2 separate regions of the Homo sapiens genome follow, and region 1 is linked to region 2. Evidence: read pairs that join two places in POLR2A ChIA-PET (ENCODE). Cell type or tissue: A673. All regions are shown on one strand. Each heading gives the region's core, and the rest is flanking DNA. Links, peaks and the distances in the headings are about the cores only.

Evidence for each region. ChIA-PET counts read pairs that join two places held together with the same protein. Peaks named below come from ENCODE experiments on the same cell type or tissue, not always from the same donor. Only the 100,000 strongest peaks of a DNase experiment are listed, where the experiment ranks them.
Region 1: POLR2A ChIA-PET joins it to region 2 with 6 read pairs; 1 of 35 experiments calls an interaction of 5 or more read pairs at or near these places.

What each region holds. Positions count from the first base shown.
Region 1 is chr3:115,492,383-115,495,306 of GRCh38, forward strand. No RefSeq gene overlaps it. Among named protein-coding and RNA genes, the nearest start is that of GAP43, 130 kb to the right of the region's middle. In A673, for the core only: no CTCF peak of the experiment used is centred there; a DNase peak (open chromatin) is centred at 1,679; H3K27ac peaks cover 383 bases.
Region 2 is chr3:115,857,927-115,860,850 of GRCh38, forward strand. All of the region lies in intron 3 of LSAMP (limbic system associated membrane protein), which reads right to left. The region is part of intron 1 of LOC124906269 (a long non-coding RNA gene); the gene reads left to right. Among named protein-coding and RNA genes, the nearest start is that of SNORD155, 46 kb to the right of the region's middle. In A673, for the core only: no CTCF peak of the experiment used is centred there; DNase peaks (open chromatin) are centred at 1,305 and 1,655; H3K4me3 peaks cover 717 bases; H3K27ac peaks cover 2,500 bases.

The sequences.
Region 1 (2,924 bases), core at 278-2,777, 370 kb before region 2:
CAAAATAAAGTGTGGAAATAAACTATATTGTTGAGACTAAGATTTTATGGTTACTAATTTTAAATTTTGTCTTCATAAAATGTCTTGATCTTATTAATGGAATTTATATGTTAGTGTTGTGAATTTGATACTATGAAATCCTTTCACATTAATGACATACATTTATCAATTTTACTTGAAGGGATTGGTAAACATTTTATTTTGAAAAGCTTCCACTGCTCTCGAAAACTGAAAATTTCTGGTCTACATTGAAAGTTGAGTAAACATCTTGTTTATTATAATGCTCTGGGCTTGGAAGAAATTATTTATATTTTAGTAAAAAGAGTTAATTCTGGCACTTCTAATTTACAATGTATTAATGTGAACACATGGACTTAGGGTTTTATTAACAATATCTGTCATAGTATGTTTGCTAAACATTTTGATAAAGTAGACAATGTTACATAAGAGAAAGTATTTTCAAGGGCTTTGCTACTTAATGTCTGTTGACATATAAATAGAAAATGTTTATTAGAAATGAGTCTCATTTGTTCATTAAAGCTGTTTCACAAGTTTGATATTCAGACATAATAATGTGAACAAATCAAATTAAAGAATCACCAGAGTGATAAAATCAGAATTTCTGGGTTGTTAGTTAACTTATAGGTCAGCCAATCTAAGCACTCATTTAGTGGTTGAGCACCTATTACTGCAAGGTATGGAACTCTTTGCACAATACAAGAAAGTATAAGTGGCCTTTGCTCTCAATGAACTTAGATGGGGAAGTGAGGTATAAACATGTGAGATTTAACTAAAAAGCTTTAAATCATAGCGAAAAAGACACTAAAAATGATAGCCTAAGAGAGCACGATATTAACTGCCAAAACAATTAACCAATCTAATTCATCTTTTCAGAGGAAGCTATCCAATCTATCCCACAGACTGTTATATGGAAGGGAGTTCTATGTACATTCTTTAAAACCTGCAGCACATCCTTTTTGATAATCCAACTCAGGTCTCTCTTAATGTAGAGGTTTTGGCGACATTTCTATATAGGGCATTCCTTGAGATACAATATAGATTTTTATTATATTACATTAGAATTTACACATAGTTCAAAATAACATTAGACTCTCAGGTGTAAGATCTTCTTTGGTTCATGTGGAAAGAAGAGCCAGGAAAATGTAACTAATATAGGAGAAGAAATAGGAAAAAAAAGAGAGAGAAATTTCTACTGAAGCTTTCTAAAATTTTTGTGGATCACGGGTTAAGTCTAAGTGTTAAAGTATCATGTTGTAGTAAATAATTGGCAATGAGGCTATAGTGGTGGTGTTGGGGCCAGGTAGATAATGATTCTTCTAGTCAAAGGTTTTGAGCTCAGAATCTTCCATCCTCTTTGCTCTCTTTTTCTAACTAATAAATTAAGATGAAACAGTTTCTCTTTCTATCTTTCTGTTCTGCTTTTCCCATCATTCACTCTGCCAAAAAGAAATCTCCCTAGATTCTTGGTGTAAGTTTTTATTGCCACTACTTTCTGTACTGTGTTAAGTTCTTCTCCAAAGAATGTGACACTGAGACTCAAGGTCTTTCCCCTTTTTATATCTTTTCAAACATCACTACCTTGTGTTGTTTCCTGCAGTATTCTATTGTAATGGGCATGACGATTTCACTTTACTGCAAAGGAATATGAGGGTTGAAACTATAATTGGATTAAGTTACAGTTATGCATTATTCAATTACTGATTCTATCTTCTTAGCTTTGCAGGCTAAACCTGCAATCACAATTATGTCTTTCTCTCTATTTTGTTCATTAAATGACTCCATGGTGAATCCACTTTTACCCCACACTTCCAACATTTCAGCTCTCTACATTAAGAGATTTAAGAAATTATCCTTCAAAGCACACACACACACACACACACACACACACACACACACACACACACACACAACTATGTAGTCTTAGAGATGTAAAGAAAGACACTGCCTAGTACATCTTTTTAAATATAAAATTGGATGAGAAAATTTAAACTCAGAGAGAGAATGATTATAGAGAGTGGTAGTACTGAGATTAAGCCAAAGCCACCTGGCTCCAAATTCAGTGCTCATCCTTATCATTCCTTTCGTCATCAAAAGAATTTTCCTTTCCCTATAGTATTAAATTGTACAAACCCCAATAAGTATTATAGAAAAACTTCACCATTCTAGCCTGAAATAAGATTTTCCAGAGCCTGGCATCCACTCAAATAATCTGGTATTTGGGGATTTTTCAGAGTAATAGAAAATTAAAAACCACATATAAATAGCCATTCTTTAATCATTAAACAACAAATTTACTTGATCCTGTAGTAGGTTGTTCTGAGACTAGACCTCAAAACTTCTGAATCATTAATAACTAGAAGCAGGGATAAAAACATTTTTCTAAAATTTCATATACTTGTCTCCTCTGGTTCTGGGGTGGAGGCAGGAACTTTGCAAATACAAATATATTCTTGCTGCAGGTGTATTCATCATTGGGCCAGGCACACTTTCCCTCATTCCTTTCTCATAGTACATAACACAGTTGTTCAGAAAAACAAATCCTCCCTTCATTTGCTTCCTTATTATAGCTTCCCTTTCCCAGCAGCATTTGCTCTTGCACCTGCCCTGCCATTTCTTAAATGCCAGCGTGATTAATGAGTGCCAGAGGCAGCAGATGGGAAGGTACACTTTCCCTGTCTGCACTCTTACATTAGCCAGTAGGAGTTCTTGTTCCTTCCCATAACACTCCATTCAGTTGATCACCAAACCGTCAGATACAATGTGAGAGGCATTTGGTACTTGTTCAATACAAAGATCTGAATCAGCTATTACCCAAAGTTCAGCTGAAAACAGTGTTTGTGAATTTACTTACCAATCTCACACCTCAGTCATGAAAGTACATTTGAGTCCCACCCATGATGCAA
Region 2 (2,924 bases), core at 143-2,642:
CAGGTGCTGCCTTCTGAGTACAGTGCCTTCGGAGTTCCATGCTTTAGTGAGCCCTGTAGTTGCTATGCAAAATGTTGACTGATTTAGATTTATAAGGTCAACCAGGCATTTGTAAAAAGGAGCCATTTGAAATTAAATATATTTCCATGGTGCTGCTTTCTCTCATTCCCTTTCTTTCTCTCCTCCCTCTCCCTCCTTCCGTCCTCCCATCTCTCTCTCTCTCTCTCTCTCTCTCTCTCACACACACACACCCCACAAAAAGCTAGTTATTTACATATAAGATTTTACTGTTAAATGTGTGTGAGCAGCACACACATTTCCTCACCCTCAAATATTTGCTCACTAAGCAGAACAGGACTAGCCTCAAAAACTTCCCAGGACATGACAACCAGCCCCATATTTGGAATTAAAAATTTTTTTACAGACTATTGCTCTAATAATCATTATAGTACCTGTCTTTCCTTTTATTTGAGATACAAAGAATACAATTTAGGAAACTTGCTAAATTGGAGCACTTTGTGACTTTAAAAATATAGAATTCCAAGGAAAGTATGTTAGGAAATGAATGGATCATTTTTTTCACTGTTCTGAGAAGACTTTTATAAGTATAGCATCTCGGTAGATCAATCTTTCACAGATAGGAAGATGTGCTTGAAATGGGGTTGCTATTCCTTTTACTCACCTACGTTTGAATATTTACATGCAAGTGGCTGTAAACACACTAGCTATAAACACAAACATACATACAGTTTAATGAAAAGCAAAGAACTAGAATTTATCTTGCAAGGTGTATATGTGTGTATATTTGTGTTTGTGTGGGTCTGTGATTGGAAATGTGAGTGAAGTAAGTAAGCAAGAAAAGCAAGCTATGAACTTCTACCTAAGAAAATTAAAGGAAAAAAGATCACGAATCAGTGATGCCATTTGAAGTTTCCTGTGAGAACTTCAAATGCTGTACCATGTTTCTGTTCTTACAGTATGTTTCATGTTTTGCTTTTGTTTTCCCCTAAGGACATGCTCTCACCTATTCCTGTTTTTGCTTTCTTCCCTGCTTTCCTGCACATCACGTTCTACACAAAAATGCTAAGGAAAGGAAGAGAGAAAGAAACACAAGAAATCTAGAAAAGATGCCTGCAGTAGGGTTCTGTTTGTATTTCCAGCCATGTGTCTCTCCAGATTATTTGAGGTTTTTGCTTCTCCGCTTCACATTCCACCTGAGAGACCCCTTAGTGTTTGACAATGTTGCTGTCCAAAGGCTGAAACCACTTCTCATCCTCACTTTTCACCACTGGAAGGGAGGGGTGAAGAGTGGTAAAATGATCCCTGATTGAAAGAAGGCAGGGAAGGGGTAGATGCAGTCGTCAAAAGCAACAACCACAGGAGGATAAGGAGACACAGGGAAGAACAAGGTATTGAAGGGGATGAAGAAAACAAAAACAAAAACAAAAACGGAGAGATGTGATATAATGAGAACGATTTTAGGGAAGAGTTGGAGGAATGGAAATGAAAGGAGAGAGAGTTTTCTGAAGAAAGAGGCATATGACTGTTTAGACATTTGAGCTGCATGCAAGGGAAGGGGTGGGTTACTCTGCTATAGAAATGTTCCCTATTTGAATAATAAGACACAACAGGGGGTGGATTATGCAAATTGGCCCCATGCCTTCTGCAACCCCAAAGGATGTAGTTAGTACCCAGAAACCAGTGACAAGAACAATGCCAGGGAAGATTCACAACTGGCTTTGGCTCTATGAATGAGCATGGGCCAAATGAAAAAGAACATCCTGGGATTATTCTTCCTGGCATCCAGAGAGATCCAATTCATTATGATTTGCATTTTTGCTTTCACATATAAAAAATAAGCCAGCTGAAATAGTTTGAGCTGAGTTTCCAGCCTGAGGCTGCCATGCATGCATCCTTTTTTCAGTCCTGGGCCATGACATTCTTTTATTGTATTTATACTAAACCATTACCCCCTACTTGGTGTCAGTTTTTAGAAACTGCCCTGCCCTTCTAAATGTGATGCTTGAAGTCAGAATCCCCTATATTTAGTTCTCTGAAGGGGATTGTACTGAGAATAGCTATGGTTACATTGTAAGGCTTTACCACTGTAAAAACCACATTTGGTTTTGATCATCACTGTATCCCTTCCCTAGTGTGTAGCACAATGTCGGAACCTATTAAAAGTTTAAGAAATATTGTAGAGTGAGTGTTGTATGAGCTACCTCTTAATAAACACTTGCTAGGCACTGTGCTAAGTGACCCAGATATATTATCTTATTTAATTCACGATAGTTTTAAGATTGCTTACAGATGTGTAACACATAGGAACACAGGTTTAGAGTGGTCAAGAAACTTGCCCAAGCTTATAATGTTAGTAAGGAAGACATGAGCTTTGACCCAGGTCTGTGGACGTTTGGGACTCATGTTCCGAACTAAGCATGCCTACTTTTATCATTAGAATGCTGAAGGATGCTACAGTTGGCTGGATTCTTAGCTCTCAGAATCTGCTTTATTTCTTTCTTTCAAGTATAGAGTGGGAGATTGAGAATAAGACATGTGAGAAATTTCCAAAGCAATGCAGCTCAATTACTGATAAAGAAGGTAAAAAGACAGGCTTCATCTTTTATGAGGTTTGTCCACTTCACTTAACTTCCTTATTGAAAAGATCAAATGAACCAATAAATGAGGGGAAAAAAGTTGATCTTTAAAAATTTAGCCTCTTAACCATTTATTTTTAGGAGTCCCTCCATTAGCAATAAAAACCTATTGGTACACAAAAATGCCAGCAACCAGCAAAGGAGCTACAGAGACAGTGTAGAGTAGACTTAGTACTAGAGAAGATTTCTGGGAGAAATAAGTTTTCAGGAACTTAAGAAATGCAAGTGGAGAAAAAATTAGGGCTGGCAAATTGCAAAAGGGTGTGG